Linked DNA regions of Homo sapiens: region 2 is linked to region 1. A link is a loop called in an ENCODE intact Hi-C map of the cell type or tissue named here. Cell type or tissue: mammary epithelial cell. All regions are shown on one strand.

Evidence for each region. Peaks named below come from ENCODE experiments on the same cell type or tissue, not always from the same donor. Only the 100,000 strongest peaks of a DNase experiment are listed, where the experiment ranks them.
Region 2: it touches region 1 in a loop (6-fold over the local background); 55 of 110 quality-filtered maps call a loop at or near these places.

Annotation. Positions count from the first base shown.
Region 1 is chr10:5,438,343-5,446,342 of GRCh38, forward strand. All of the region lies in intron 3 of NET1 (neuroepithelial cell transforming 1), which reads left to right. Among named protein-coding and RNA genes, the nearest start is that of NET1, 30 kb to the left of the region's middle. RefSeq lists an enhancer at 3,912-4,081. In mammary epithelial cell, a CTCF peak has its summit at 3,910; a DNase peak (open chromatin) is centred at 3,909; H3K27ac peaks cover 1,853 bases.
Region 2 is chr10:5,869,890-5,877,889 of GRCh38, forward strand. All of the region lies in intron 7 of ANKRD16 (ankyrin repeat domain 16), which reads right to left. Among named protein-coding and RNA genes, the nearest start is that of ANKRD16, 16 kb to the right of the region's middle. In mammary epithelial cell, a CTCF peak has its summit at 3,755 (motif pointing left); a DNase peak (open chromatin) is centred at 3,752.

The DNA.
Region 1 (8,000 bases):
AGGTAGACTAAGAAAAAAAGAGAGAAGACTCAAATTAGTAAAATGAGAAATGAAAGTGGGGCTATTACTACCATATTGTACAGAAATAAAAAGGGTAATATTAATAAAAGTACTGTGAATAATTGTATGCCAACAAATGGATAATCTAGATGAAATGGACAAATTCCTAGAAACACACAATCTACCAAGACTGAATCATGGAGAGAAAATCTGACTAAACCTATAACTAGTAAAAAGATTGACTCTGTAATCAAAAACCTCTCAACAAAGAAAAGCTCTGAATAAGATGGCTTTACTGGTAAATTCTACCAAACATTTAGAAAAGAATTAACATTAATCCTTCTCATACTCTTTCAGAAAATCAAAGAAAATAGAATACTTTCTAAGCCATTCTAAGAGATCAGTATTATCCTGATAACTAAAGCCAACACTACAAGAAAAGAAAACTATAGACCAACACCATTTCTCAGCTGCTGGCAGGTTAGGCATTCACCAGTGGCAGTGACTAAACCAGCCTTGGTAAAAGAGCGCCCCTGCTGCTGGAGCACACTGAACCTTCATGCCTGCCATCATGGCTCCTGTGCTCATGGGTCTATTGCACCAGCACTGGAATCCACAACGTAAATCACTAGCACCTTAGAGTCTTCAGTAAGCATTAACATGAGAGACAAGGCTCCTTCCACTTTGTGGCCATTCTCATAGGCCCATCCATATGCCTCTTCTCCAAAATTGATTTCTACCTTTTCAATCTTGGTTCCTTCCAAGCTCCTGACCAATCAGCCAACCCATTTGCCACTGCTCAGGAGCCTGTGTATATCTGTATGTCATGCCATTTCTCCCTTCACACAGAGTGAACAACCAAGTGCATTACTGACACTGGAGTGTTCTCCTTTGCCGCTCTCTTTAGGATTACCCCTGAATGGGATGCAGTGCAATAGTGGTCCATTTTCTGCTCATACCAACATATGAAGCTAATTCATGTGTGAATGAGGGCCAAATTTTTCTCTTAGTGGTTTTAGAGACCTACTCCACCCCTAGATGAAGAGTTGAAAGAGAAGTACCAGTGTAATGTACTAGGTTACATGGCAGTCTGGGCCATCTGTTCATGTTATATACTGATGCCCTTTGGTCTTCCTTAAGCCAATCACAAATGGACCATTTCCTTTGTATAACAGATGGCTGCTGTACCTCCCAACCTTCTGACTCAGTTGATGTGACCCTGTTTGTTTTGGGCACCTCTGATCGCACAGTTAAATGATGTCCTGTAGCCAGGGCCTCACTCTAACTAGGTCTGCCCCACACCTGGGGCTGCTTTTCAAACCGGAGTCATTTTCTGCTGTGGAAAGCAGAGCTTTGCTCTGGAACCCTAAGGCTCTGCATTGCAGTTCTCTTCCTGGCCTTGCCAGAGCATCACACAGCATCTTTGTCTACCATAAATACCCAACCTTGATGTGATATACCAGGTCACATGGCCTGAACAGCAGGGCAGTTTGCACCACAGCCTGGAGGACCTGCTACAGAGACCTCTGTTGCTCTGGGACCTACTCAAAACTATCACAGCAACATTCCCAAATATAGCAGATACTGCCTCCAAAAGATGAAGAGTCCTGCTAGCACTGTGCCTAGAAGATGCAAGGTGCAACACCTGTCCTTTCCTGTAGCGGGGAGATCCCAGAAAGCCTCAGGCCGTTGGATCTATTAAAACTTTTCCAACATGGCAACCTCTGAATTTTTGTGGCATGCGTTTGATTTACTGGGATATCCAAAATACTTTCCACTTCCTATTCACCAGGTCTTTTTGGTATAATGTTATTAATACAGTGGGCCTGTATGATGTTCTGTGAAATATCCGGTCCTTGCCGACTTTGTGACAGAAAACAAAGTGAACAGCTTCAGGACGTGAGCAATCACAGGCTGCTGTCCTTCCCACCTAAAAGCAAACTACTTTTGACCCTTCTTACTAATGAGGATTGAAAAGAACACATAGGCCAGATCAGTAACCACAACCATAACCATGTAACAAATGCTAGATGATTTGTTGGTCTGCTCCAGTAGACTCTACATCTTGCACAACAGTTGAGGTTGGAACTACCACTTAAGTTTACAGTGGTCCACTGTCATTTACCACAGTCCACCTCATTATTGTAAGAGGCACTCAGATAAACAGAATGAGGATCTAGTGGAGACTATCACTTGTGCAGTCCGTAACTCTGATGGCTGATCTCTGCATTTTCTCCTGGTGTGCAATACTGCTTCTGACTTACCATCTTGGCCCAGGTGTAAGGGGTGAAATTTCAGGGACTCCCACTTAGCTATTCCCACCATGGTGCTGAGAACATTATGAAAGTTCTGTCAGCTGCTTTTTCAAATCTTTTAAAGCAATTAGCCAAAGCCAGTAAACACTACAATCATTACAATTACCACTGCCCCTCTCTTGTTCATTTGCCACCACTACTATGTAAGGCATTGCCTCACTACTCTGTGTCTCATCCCTATTCATACCTGTAGTCCTTATCACCATTTTACTAGTGAGTGAGTCTGTTTCAGAGTCCCATCCTGTGTTTCTGATCTCTAGGACCAATCTCAGTGTCCATATTTTAGCCTGGGTTCTCCCTCCAGAAATCAGAGCCTAAAACGAGGACTCATTGACAGGTGTCTTTCTTGAGGTATGATCCCAGGGAACAAGCTGGAGAAGTGAAAGAGAGGAGGCCCGTGCAGTGTCTAATTAAGCTGTCACTACTGTGGGCAGTGGGGTAGATCTCTCTGGAACCCTCTGAAGAGCTGTGTAAAACACACCACAGACTTCTCCTCTCAACGGACTGAAGAGGGGAGCTTTTATCCTGCAGCTTCTGTGCTCCGTTAGTCAACAAGTGGCCTTTCGGGTGTCCATCCCACACACCCGTGGCTACACATGTGCATGTGCCACACAGCAGCATCCAAGAAGCCCAGGGTGGAAGGCAAGAGATACACAGTGCAGCTGAGGCAAGGGACTGTGGGGTCACTCCTGTGGGGAGCCAGTTGCTATGGCAATGTCAAATTGGGCTGAGAAAACAGGAGGCTGGGCACAAGACACAATATCCTTTTGTCTTTAGTTTGGGGCCTTAAGCTGAAGTTCAGGGAAAAATGGGAGGAATCCCATTCAACAGCTTGTTACAGAAGACTAAGTGGTCTTACGTTATACTGGAAGTTATTCGTTACCTGAGATAAAAAGTCACCACTAACAGTGCTGATACCCCATTTGATTGGCTATTTGTGTTGTCATCGCACAAAAGAACCATTGTTTTGACAATACCAAACTTATTAGCCTATGAGACTATTTTATTTAAAGTGTGTCTAATAATACTTAATTGGTCTAAACTGATGTTTTTTCCCCAAACCAAATTCTTAGTACTAAACTTGGAGATTCAAATCACATATAACTTCATTACTAATTTCTTTCGTACTTATCCAGTTCAAATGTAACTCTTTTTGTTTTTAAGTTATTACTAGATATTTTGGAACTATGGTTTTTCAAAAGTTCCACTTTTCAATTAATACTTCCTTTTTAGTAAGATTTAAAATTTTATTTTTAACTAACCTATTTTTAGTGAGATACAGAGTATATGCTTGTAATCTTGAATTCTAGAGTTTTAAAATGGAATGTAGTTTTCTTATATTTAGAAAAAGTTCTTAAAATATTTCTTGTGAATTGTGGAATCTTTTTCATATACTTGTATCATTTTAAAATATATGTTTAATTTAGTAATATAAGACATGAAGGCTGTACAAAGACTGAAAATACAGATTTTACTGGTCATATTTTTCCACAAATTAAGAGATTGTTTATGTAGTCATCTATGTAATGTCGTTACAAATATAATTACAAAGTTGAAAAACAGGTTGACAATTGCATTTCACAATATCTCGTGTAGAGGGCAGCAGAGAGCTTAGATTTTGTTTTCTCTTTGCCTGTAGTATGGCTTCCCTAGTCTAATTTCCAATTGCTTGTTATTGTTCCAGGTAAAAGTAGATAATAATGCCTAGACCAAAAAAAGTAATGATTATTCCTAAGCTCTAATTTATTTCTAAATTCCAAGCAGTTTTTCACTTGAAAGGGGAGAACAAGTAACCTAACACTCCTTTTCTATACATAAGAGAAACATCTTTCTCTTTACCTTTACATAACTCAGTTACGTTTATAAATTCTAGATGTTCTATAGAAAGAAAAGACGCTAACCAATCTGTGCCTCAGTTACGCCGTTTGTAGAAAGTTATACAAATAGTTGCTGTTGGCCAGGCAGGGTGGCTCATACCTGTAATTCCAGCACTTTGGGAGGCCAAGGCAGGCAGATCACTTGAGACCAGGAATTCGAGACCAGCCTGGCCAACATGGTAAAACCCCATCTCTACTAACATTACAAAAATTAGCCAGGCGTGATGGCACACTCGGGAGGCTGAGGCATGAGAATCACTTGAATCCAGGAGGCAGAGGTTGCAGTGAGCTGAGATTGTGCCATGGCACTCCAGCCTGGACAACAGAGCAAGACCCTGTCTTTAAAAAAAAAAAAAAAGAAAGAAAGAAAAAAACTCTTCTAAACTTACACAACTGGAACTATTTTATTATCTTTTTACCTACCCCATGTCTTGTTATAAAAAGGCTATAAGGCAGCTAATCTCTCAACCGTTTTTATGGTTTCCTCCTCTATAAAAGTATTGGCAATTTAGTGAATACTGCTAGCCTGGGACTCAGGAGACTTTGGTTTTAAACTTAGGTCTACTGTTAACTTAGGTCACTAACATATACTGAGCACCTAGTGTGTCTCAGAACATGTGCTAAAGGTTTTATATGGGTTATCTTCATCTGGACAGTGTCACAACAGCTGAGCAGAACAGAGTCATCAGGTCTGTTAAGCCACTGATTAACAAGGTACCTTTGGACAAGTTTCTTAAACTTGGTCAGTCCTAGTTTCCTCCTTCTCTAAAATTGAGATAATAAGTACTTCATAGAGTTGATTAAGATAACATGTATAAAGCTCTAGCACAAAGTAATTGAGATAATAAGTACTTCATAGAGTTGATTAAATAACATATAGAACTCTAGCACAAAGTAAGACCTTAAATTTTTCTTCTATTTTTCACCACCACCCATTAAGTTTCCTTATGAGAAAACTGAAGAGGATGGGTGAATGATCTCAGAGGGCCTGTTTAGTCCTCTGGTTTTATGCAGCATTGTGACAAGACTCAAGATTCTTGAGTCCAGTTGAACTTCCGCATGTTCATCATTCCTTTTTTAGATGCTGTCTACATTTAGACCCCAAACCTGCACATTCAAAATGAAACTAAGATTTTAGTGTTGGTGAGCTGGGGCTTTTGTGAACATGGCTGTCATCAGTATACCCTATTTGTTTTCTATTTCTGTATTTACATATAAAGACTTCTACCTTTACCTCTTGGGTCCCCAGCTGAAGGAGAGAATGAAAGATACCCCTTCTCATTATCTTGGCTCATTTCTGTTGGAACTAAGTGGAAAAACAGTTTCAAGAAAGACATCGGGTAAGAATCCCAGGAGAACTCCTAGCTGCTTCTTTCCTAACTCCCACTGCACATAATCCTTTATTCCCTTAGAAACTATGTGGCCGTAAAGTATTGGCCTTACTTACGCCATATTTTAACTGATGAAGCTAACTGAACCAGACTGCTGGGGTCTAGCCTAGGCTGTTCATATTAGCTCTGAGAATGTAGGTAGATCACTGTTCTTAAAATTAAGAGTAAAATTAGGAGTCCACAATCGCTCAGGTGCTTCTACTTTCATGCTATATGGAAATATCTTCTACAGTCATCCACTCTTAAGGCCAACCACATCACACATACTGCCCAGGACAGACTGGACAATAGAGTAGATGATGAAACAGAGCCAATCTCCATTACTTTAAAAAATAAACTCAAAGCAGAAAGATGAATTATTACCACATCTCGTGTATAAAACACACATAGCTACAGAAGGGCAGTGGTGGTCCTTCCTGCAAGAAGTAGCAACTCTCCTGCAAACCTTAGGCAATTACTTTTTATAGATTATTTGTCTTTATAAATAGTCTGCACCCACTATTCTTCTGTATTCACTCTTCAGCCCCTGTAATTTGCCTCTGTCTTTACTCCACTGAAATAGCACACTTGAGATCCTCATTAAACTTGTAATCACTAAATCCGTGGCTTTTTTCATACCCTCCTTAACCTCTTTGCTGTAATTAACATTTTTTTCTTCCCTTGGCTTTTGCTTTGTTTCTTTCCTTCTAACTATTCCTTTTGCAGAATTTTCCTTCCCTTGGCTTTCCTCCAAAGTTAGATCCTTGGACCATGTTCTTTTTGTCCAAATTTTCTCTCCCAGTCATCTCATTCACTCCCATAGCTTCGATTTTTATCTCTGTATCTGACTCTCCAGTCTAAATCTAGCCTCCAGCCTCTTTCAGGTTTTTGTCCAACATTTCCAACTACCAGCAGAATATTTTCATTTGCATGTTCTTCCACCGCCTCACACTCAGTATATCTAAAATGTAACTTAGAATTTTCTTTCAAAGCTTGTTCCTTCTTATTTCTTGATTTGCACTAACAGTTACCCCTCCTATTTAAAGAATTGTAGGCGTCTGTGACTTCTTGCTTATATCCTTTTCCTTCTTCCCTACTGGTCCTACTTTAGGCAAAGTTCTTGTTGCCCGACTGTGATTTTTGCATGATGTTTTCAGTCATCTTTCAACCATCTTAAACACCAGTCACATATATCTTATTACAACATAGCTCTCATTATCTCTCTCACCTATTGAGTACATCCATCTGTTCCATCTTTACGCACAGCCCGTGATCTCAGTGTGGGCTCACTCCCTTGTCCTCCTTGAAATTTTCTCTTGTTCAAATCTATGAAAAATATTACATTCAAGGCCGCACAGACATAACATCTTAAACCTCTTCCTGGCATTGTTCCCAGCCGTGTCTTAGCTTAGAAAACTACCTGAAGTGGTTTCTCTTCCAGAACTCCTGTAGCACTTATTAGCTACACACCTTAGTTTTGAATTTGCAAAAGCTATCTTCTGTTATCTCTTCATGTGGCCTACCTTTACACAATGGTCTCTTTAGCAGATATGAAGCCTATTTTTTTTTATTACCCAAGTATCTAGAATAGTGACTTTTATATAATAGATTTATCTGATTCTATAAATCCTCAGACTAGAAATATTTTTCCAACATACTACCATCATATTATAGTAGTTTATAGTGTAAAATTTTACCATTCCAAATAGAATAACGAATTTTGTGTTTAAAAGGAAATCTGCTTCACAGCAGGCCTGCCAAGCCAACAAAAGTAGTGTTGTTCCATAGAGGAAAAGACTTAGGCTAGAAATTTGGAGACTGTCACTGGTCACTGTCATTATTGTCACTTCACCTCTGTTAGCCTCATTTCTTCACCTGTAAAATGCAAGACTTTTTAAGCAGTCTTTTGACCCTGTTCGAGCTATATCAAGATCAGTTAATTCAGTCTAGAGAAGGACCCTGTTATATTATACACTTATATATAATATATACACAATTACATACTATGTATACAATATAGAGAACAGAAATCACCTTTGTTATAAAATATCTAGTACACAGATAATCAAGTTTTTAAAAAGATCCAGAAAAAATATCTACCTCTAAGAAATACTGAATTTTGAAATCTGAAGTAGCCCAGTTTACCCGTAACCTCATGGGAGATTTTCTTCTGGAAGAGAGGTAACAGAAGTGCACCTGCTGTATTTACCCTGCTAGTCTTAAGAAAAAGTGGGAACTATTTAAAGACTTAGATAATCTATTTTATAATTGTGAATATGCTTGCACTTCTGTAAAATAAAAGCAGGTTTCCTGGAAAATTAGGCTTTTCTTCATTATATATGTTGATTCAGCCCTATCGAATAAGAATTTCTATTTCCTTATTTGAGTTGTCAAGTTGTCCATACTGAACTTATTCCCATGCAATAGGGTTTTATGGG
Region 2 (8,000 bases), 430 kb after region 1:
TCTGCAGTAAGGATCGCATCACTTAGCATGGTATCCAGTAGGTAGTTTTTTTGACTGGCCCCCGCACCCCTGGACTCTCTCCCTCTGAGAATCTGCATTTTTCTTTTTTTCAGGATCCCTAGGTTTGAAGGAATCTGCATTTTAACAAGACTCTAGTTGCTTCGTACAGACATTAGACTCATTCCTCCTCCTCACTTTCTGTTGGACCATTCTCTCAGCAATCTGTAAACTGTAATCTGCTCCATTAAAAAAACCAAAACATCGATCCACATCCCTCTCCACTGCTTCATTTGCAAGCTCCAGGTTCTGCCTTCCCATTCTCTCTCAAACCTGCTCTGATCTTTGTCCAGCTCCTCACCGACCCCTTCACGGAGGCCCCCAGTGCACCTGCGCAGTGAGGTCAGCTTCGCAGGGGCCCCCAGTGCACCCGCACAGTGAGGTCAGCGTTGGCTCTTGGCCTCTCTTCCCTGCGACTCTGCCCGGGCACCAGCCAGTCCTCATTCCCTCCCTACTGCTTTTTTTTTTTTTTTTTGAAACAGGGTTTTGCTCTGTCACCCAGGCTGGAATACAAAAGTGCAATCATAGCTCACTGCAGCCTTGACCTCCTGGGCTCAAGGAATTCTCCCACCTCAGCTTCCTTGGTAGCTGGGACTACAGGCACACCACGCCCAGCTAATTTTTTGTATTTTTTGTAGAGGCAGGGTCTCACCATGTTGTCCAGGCTGGTCTCAAGCCATCTGCCCGCCTTGGCCTCCCAAAGTGTTGGGATTACAGGCGTGAGCCACGTGCCTGGCCATTGCTATTTTTAAAATGTTGTTTCAATTACCCCCAGGGTGTCACTCCCCTTCAGGATGCTTTGGGCCTTCCAGAGTAGGAAGAGTAACAAGAGACCTGGTTCACCTGTGGTGAAGCCAGGAGAGGTGTCATGTTGGTTGAAATGCCTGCAGAACCCTCCTGTTGCTGTGCTCAGGCCAGAAGCTGCACAGAGCATGGGCCGATAAATGCATCCACTCCCCGTGCTTTCCCAGGAGCGCCCAGGCCTGTCCTCAGTATCAAGTCAATCACATTTTCAGCATGGTAGGAGGAGGCAGGTTCTGCAAATGCTGCAGGGTGGGTTAATCACACAGGCCAATCAAGTCCCTGTCGTCACCACGATTGGCAGAGGCCAGCCCTCACTCCCATCTTGTTTCCTTCTCAGTAAAAATCATGTCACGCAGCCAGGCTTGGTGGTTCACGCCTGTAATCCCAGCACTTTGGGAGGCCAAGGTGGGCGGATCACCTGAGGTTGGGAGTTCGAGACCAGCCTGACCAACATGGAGAAACCCTGTCTCTACTAAAAATAGAAAAATTAGCCAGGTGTGGAGGCGCACGCCTGTAATCCCAGCTACTCAGGAGGCTGAGGCAGGAGAATCGCTTGAACCCGGGAGGCAGAGGTTGCTGTGAGCCGAGATTGAGCCATTGCACTCTAGCCTGGGCGACAGAGCTAGACTCCAACTCAAATAAATAAATAAATAAATAAATAAATAAATAAATAAATATCACACCACATCACTCTTTCCAACTGAAAGAGTGTAATTTAAAAAAGTGTAAAAACTGCCAAATGTAAGTCCACATTATTATCCATTCTTGTAGGAAACGTAATAAATGTGCTCCACAAATCCCCCACCCTCCTAGATACTGGCATTGAATGAGGCGCCCACGTGGGCTCTGCCCTGAACTTTTCTTCCTTCTTGCCCTTCTTCTTTCCTTCATGCCTCTGAGAAGGAAACTCTCCTTCTGCATCTGGAGCTGAGCTCCCCAAGGGCTTCTAAGCCTACTTCCCACACCTTCCGAAGAGCCTTATCCCACAGAGCCCTCACTCCCTCACCGCTGGCTTCCTCCCTCTGTGGGCTCCTTTCCCAGTCTGTAAACATGCCACATGCTCATCCCCTCACTCACCCTCTCGGAGAAAACTACTGTCCTGTCAAACTGCTTTCTTCTTTCCTTTCCTTCACCACACAATGCAGCCAAGGGTGCAGAGAGTTGCTCAGGCCCCTGTGCAGCCCATATCTCCCACCCACTCGCATGGCCCAACCTCCAGTGATCAAATCCAACAGCCGTTTCTGTCCCCAACCTGCCGCCCTTGCCTCCAGTTGAATTTGACAGAGATTACTCTGTCTACATCTTAAAAAAACGGAAACCAATGAAAGAGGCAACACACAAGACTCAATATGGACAGTAATACGATGGAGCATAAGACGGCCATGAAACACGACATTCACAAAGTTTTAAAGAGCATTAGGATTTGCTTGTAAAATAAAGTTAGAGGGCCAAGTGTGGTGGCTCACACCTGTAAACCTAGCACTTTGGGAGGCTGAGGCGGGCGCATCACTCGAGGTCAGGAGTTTGAGACCAGCCTGGCCAACATGGTGAAACCCTGTCTCTACTAAAAATACAAAAATTAGCCAGGCATGGTGGAGGGCGCCTGTAATCCCAGCTACTCAGGAGGCTGAGGTATGAGAATTGCTTGAACCCAGGAGGTGCAGGCTGCAGTGAGCCGAGATTACGCCACTATACCCCGGCCTGGGTGACACAGCAAGACTGTCTCCAAAATAAATAAATAAACAAAGTTAAGGGAAAAACTGCACGTGCAGCATCAGCTCAACCGTATGCATTTTATTTATTTTTTATGTAGGTATTTTTTTTGAGATGGAATCTCACTCTGTTGCCCAGGCTGGAGTGCAGTGGCGCGATCTCAGCTCACTGCAAGCTCCACCTCCTGGATTCACGCCATACTCCTGCCTCAGCCTCTCGAGTAGCTAGGACTACAGGCGCCCGCCACCACACCCGGCTAATTTTTTGTATTTTTAGTAGAGACGGGATTTCACCGTGTTAGCCAAGATGGTCTTAATTTCCTGACCTCGTGATCTGCCCCCCTTGGCCTCCCAAAGTGCTGGCATTACAGGCGTGAGCCACCGCGCCCGGCCCTGCATTTTATTTTTTATTTCTTGAGAGGGAGTCTCACTCTGTCACCCAGGCTGGAGTGCAGTGGTGTGATCTCGGCTCACTGCAGCCTCTGCCTCCTGGGTTCAAGCGATTCTATGCCTCAGCCTTCCAAGCAGCTGGGACTACAGGTGTGCCCCACCACACCTGGCTAATCTTTTTTTTTTTTTTTTTCTGAGACAGAGTCTTGCTCTGTCGCCCAGGCTGGAGTGCAGTGACATGATCTCAGCTCACTGCAACCTCCGCCTCCCGGGTTTAAGCAATTCTCCTGCCTCAGCCTCCCAAGCAGCTGGAACTACAGTCGCATGCCACCATGCCCAGCTAACTTTTTTGTATTTTTAGTACAGACAGGGTTTCACTGTGTTAGCCAGGATGGTCTCGATCTCCAGACATCATGATCCGCCCGCCTCGGCCTCCCAAAGTGCTGGGATAACAGGCATGAGCCACCGTCCCCAGCACGCCTGGACAATTTTTGTATGTTTAGCAGAGATGGGGTTTCACCATATTAGCCAGGCTAGTCTTGAACTCCTGACCTCAAGTGATCTGCCCGCCTCGGCCTCCCAAAGTGCTGGGATTATAGGTAGGGGCCACCGTGCTCAGCCCTATATGCATTTTTAAAGACTAAGGGAAAATAAGAGTGGTTCCATCTGGGTGGTGGAACTATAGATTATTTTTGTTTTCTCCTTTACTATCTTCTGTATTTTACAATAGGCCTTACAAACAAAAGTCTGGGAGATTAAAAGGGACATTTTTCTGGTCTGCCACCTGCTGGTGGATTCTAGCAACGTCCTGGGTTAAATTAAATTCAGTGCTTGCTCCTCCCTCTTCTCACTGTCTGAGCACCCTCCCTATAGTTCCCTCCAGCTTCTTTAGCCTGACTTTTGCCATCTCGTTTCCATTTTGTGATCCTTTCCCTCTTGTCTTGTGTATTTTCTCGTGTAAGTTTTTTTGGTAATATATGTTAGGTCCTCGCTATTTTCAGGTCATTACAATTTTTACCTCTTTGCATCTCTTTTCAGCGACTTCTGCTTTTTTTTTTTGAGACGGCGTCTCGCTCTGTTGCCAGGCTGGAGTGCAGTGGTGATCTTGGTTCACTGCAACCTCCAACTCCCGGGTTCCAGTGATTCTCCTGCCTCAGCCTCCCAAGTAGCTGGGATTACAGGCGGGTGCCACCACGCCTGGCTAATTTTTGTATTTTTAGTAAAGACGGGATTTCACCATGTTGGCCAGGATGGTCTCGATCTCCTGACCTTGTGATCTGCCTGCCTCAGCCTCCCATAATACTGGGACTACAGGTGTAAGCCATCGTGCCTGGGCGAGACTTCTGCTTTGATTGAGCTTAGTAACACACACTCACCATGGGAGCGGGTGTGCTTTTAGGACAAGCTGACAGCCCTGGTGGAAGTGGGTGTTAGTTAAGGCAATCAGAAATCCTGGCAAGTGTAGTACGTGCTCTGGGAGGCAGGTTAAGCCACAATTGGCAATCAATGCCCTTGGTCACATTAGTGAGAACGCCCTGGCAGCCATGTGGAGGGTGGATTTGAGGACTTGGAGAGGTGTATTTAAGACATGGCTGCCACTCTCTAGGAGGAGAGTGAGAGAGCTTGGGCAGGAGTCGCAGTAGGGATGGTGTGGAACAGGCAGATTAGAGAGCCGCCCAGCAGCTGTCCTCTGCAGGGACTCCTTAAGAGGGAGGAGTCATGACTGACCCCCAGCTTTCCAACACAGGTTGGGTGAGCTGTGATGCCACCAACCAAGGCAGGAATGCAGGCCTGTATGTCAGTGGGTTGTGGGGAAGGCTGGGTTTTGAATAAACTGAATGTGAGATGGCCTCAGAACATCCATGCAGAAACGTAAGCAGGCAGTGGAAAGTAAGGGCTAGAGAGAGATCTGAGTGTTACTGACATTAGGGTGTAGCTGAAACCCGAGGCATGGACGACAACGCTTCAGGAGAAAATCCAGAATGACGGAGATGCTGGAGACAGAAGCTGGTACGCATGAGCACGGAGGGCCAGCCTGACAGAGGAGTGCAGAGGCAGAGAAGGAAAAGGCAGAAAGAAAAACCCAGGAGTGCATTATTGCATGTGGCAACAGTCCAGAAGGGGTAGTGATCAGTAAGTGAACTGAAAGGGTCAGTAATCTAAGGGCTAAAAGTACATCACTTGAAATGGCAAGCAGGACGTCACTGGTATCTGAAAGGAAGAGTCTGCACAGAGCAGCAACAACGACGCCAGACTGCGGGGGGTGGGAGGTGCCTATGAGCTGAGGGTATCAAGTAGAGACTCTTCATGAAAGTGTGTATGGGAAAAGATGCTCCAGAGGGAATAATAATGAGAAGGGGCTGCAGGGTGCAAGAGTCAGAGGACAAAATGAGACAATCTAGGTAAGGGCTTAGCACACTATCTCGCATTTACTAAGTGCTCAATGCACATAAAGGGCTTTTATCGCCCATTCATTAACTATATAATAATTTTAAATTTAAATGACAAAAATCAGTCCAAGGAGCCTGCATACCAGTCGGGGAGAAAAACAATCAACAAAATAAATAAATTATATGGTACATTTGCTAATAGCAAATGCTAAGAAGAAAAAATAAACTGGGGAAAGAAGATATCAAATGTTGAAGAAAAGGACACAATTTTAGATAGGGTGGCCTGGGCAGGCCTCGCTGAGAAGGTGGCTTGTAGGTAAAGACCCAAAGGAGGTGAGTAAAGTAACTATAATTAGGGAGTAATAGAAAAATATTAGTTATCATTGCCAGAGCATTCTTCATATATTATTGTTATGGAAACATCTGGTTATTATTCTATTATTGCTACTCTCTTTGCTGCAATTAATGTTCTTTTTTTTTTTTTTTTTGAGACAGAGTCTCATTCTGTCACCCAGGCTGGAGTGCAGTAGTGCAATCTCGGCTCACTGCAACCTCTGCCTCCCAGATTCAAGCGATTCTCCTGCCTTAGCCTCTCAAGTAACTGGGATTACAGGCGCCTGCCACCATGCCAGGCTAATTTTTTTGTTTTGTTTTGTTTTGAGATGGAGTCTTGCTCTGTCACCCAGGCTGGAGTACAGTGGCACGATCTCGGCTCACTGCAACCTCCGCCTCCGGAGTTAAAGCGATTCTCCTGCCTCAGCCTCCCAAGTAGCTGGGATTACAGGCGCATGCCACCACGCCGGGCTAATTGTTGTATTTTTAGAAGAAACTGGGTTTCACCATGTTGGCCAGGCAGGTCTTGAACTCCTGACCTCAGGTGATCCACCCACCTCAGCCTCCCAAAGTGTTGGGATTACAGGCATGAGCCACCGCGCCCAGCCCACGATTAATGTTCTTATAATCACTGCCATCTCTGGGTGTTTAGTAGTTTCAGCAGTGGCATCCAGTAACCACGGTTTCTATTACAAAGGTGCGTGGAATCTAGGAAAACCGGGGACAACAGTGTAACATGCTGTGTCATCATCATCAGCTGGTTTGTAAGGGCAGAAGCAAAGCCAAGTGGAAGCTGATCGTGCACGCAGCTGCTGCAAACACAAAGCTGCTCATGTGTGTGCTGAGGGGAAAGAGGGCAGTCCCAGACTGATCTTTCAGTCCCACCTGTACACGTGAAATAGCCGCACAACAGGACCATCTTCAGACCTAGAGGGCATTGACGCAGGCATCTCTGGAGGAACAGAAAAGTGGTAACTACATCTCAAATCAGTGCAGATGGAGAGTGTGTAATTTAGAGGTCACAAGACAGGAGTGTTTCTACCAGAACACTGATTTGGTGGTTAGAAACAGGAATCCGCTGATGCCATCTGGGAATAATTAAGACGAACGGGAAATTCTTGCTCTGTGCCAAACCGAGCCCAACGCTGAGAGTAAGGTGGGTGTGTAATAAGCACTTACTGGATCACACTGAATAAGAGGATTCAATGTTGCTTGTGACTGATGCATACAATGATTAAAAAGCCTGATCTAGACTAATAATTATTCTTTGCAATTCAGAGAGAAGGATCAAAAAAGGAAAAGAAAGAAAAGGAAAAAAAAGTAGAAAAAGAATCTAAATGCCTGAGGACTCATCCTATCTTTACTCCGTTTAAGAGGCTATAATATTTTTTAAAGCTAAATGTCAAGTGTTTCATTCCTTAAGTCACAGGCTTCCGTGGGTGGATGGGACAGGCCAGAAAAATGGGTTTTAAAGACAAAACCCCATTCTTAAACTCAGGTTAACAGAAGTTTTGTAAATATCTTAGTTACATTTTCTTTTTTTCTTTTTTTTTTTGAGACGGAGTCATGCTCTGTCGCCCAGGCTGGAGTGCAGTGGCGCTATCTCAGCTCACTGCAACCTCTGCCTCCTGGGTTCAGGCAATTCTCGGGCCTCAGCCTCACTGGTAGCTGGGACTACAGGCATGCACCAGCACAGCTGGCTAATTTTTGTATTTTTAGTAGAGATGAGGTTTTATCATGTTGGCCAGGCTGGTCTTGAACTCCCGGCCTCAAGTGATCTGTCTGCCTCAGCCTCCCAAAGTGCTGGGATTACAGGCACGGGCCACCATGCCCGGTCCTTAGTTACATTTTTTACATGTATTTATTACTTGAAGGGGGTCAATACTGAATTTATCTATTAAAACAAACAAAAACCCTCAAGATTAAAACTTGATAGCTTAACTAGCAGTGCTTAGAATATATAAAAGTTTTTATTAATTTCTTGTAAATGCCTGTGTAAACAGATTATAAGTATGTCCTTCTTGGCTACGAAACCAAAAGTGAACCATTGTAATGGCCAAGTAAAAGCTTATGAAGGAAGAAATTAAATGGGCCAACTGCATTTTATAGCTCAAGCTAATAGCAACGTATGTGATATTTTTGTTATTATTATCACAGCCTTACCATGCAGCAGTTACTATAAGATATTTCATATGTTTGTGAAAGTGTGTATGCTATATTATATTCATGCATGGTACATGCTTCTCTAAGGATCCCACAGCCTGATCGCGCAAACGTTATCTATTCTACTTTAAGAGTACAAAGAGTGAAATAT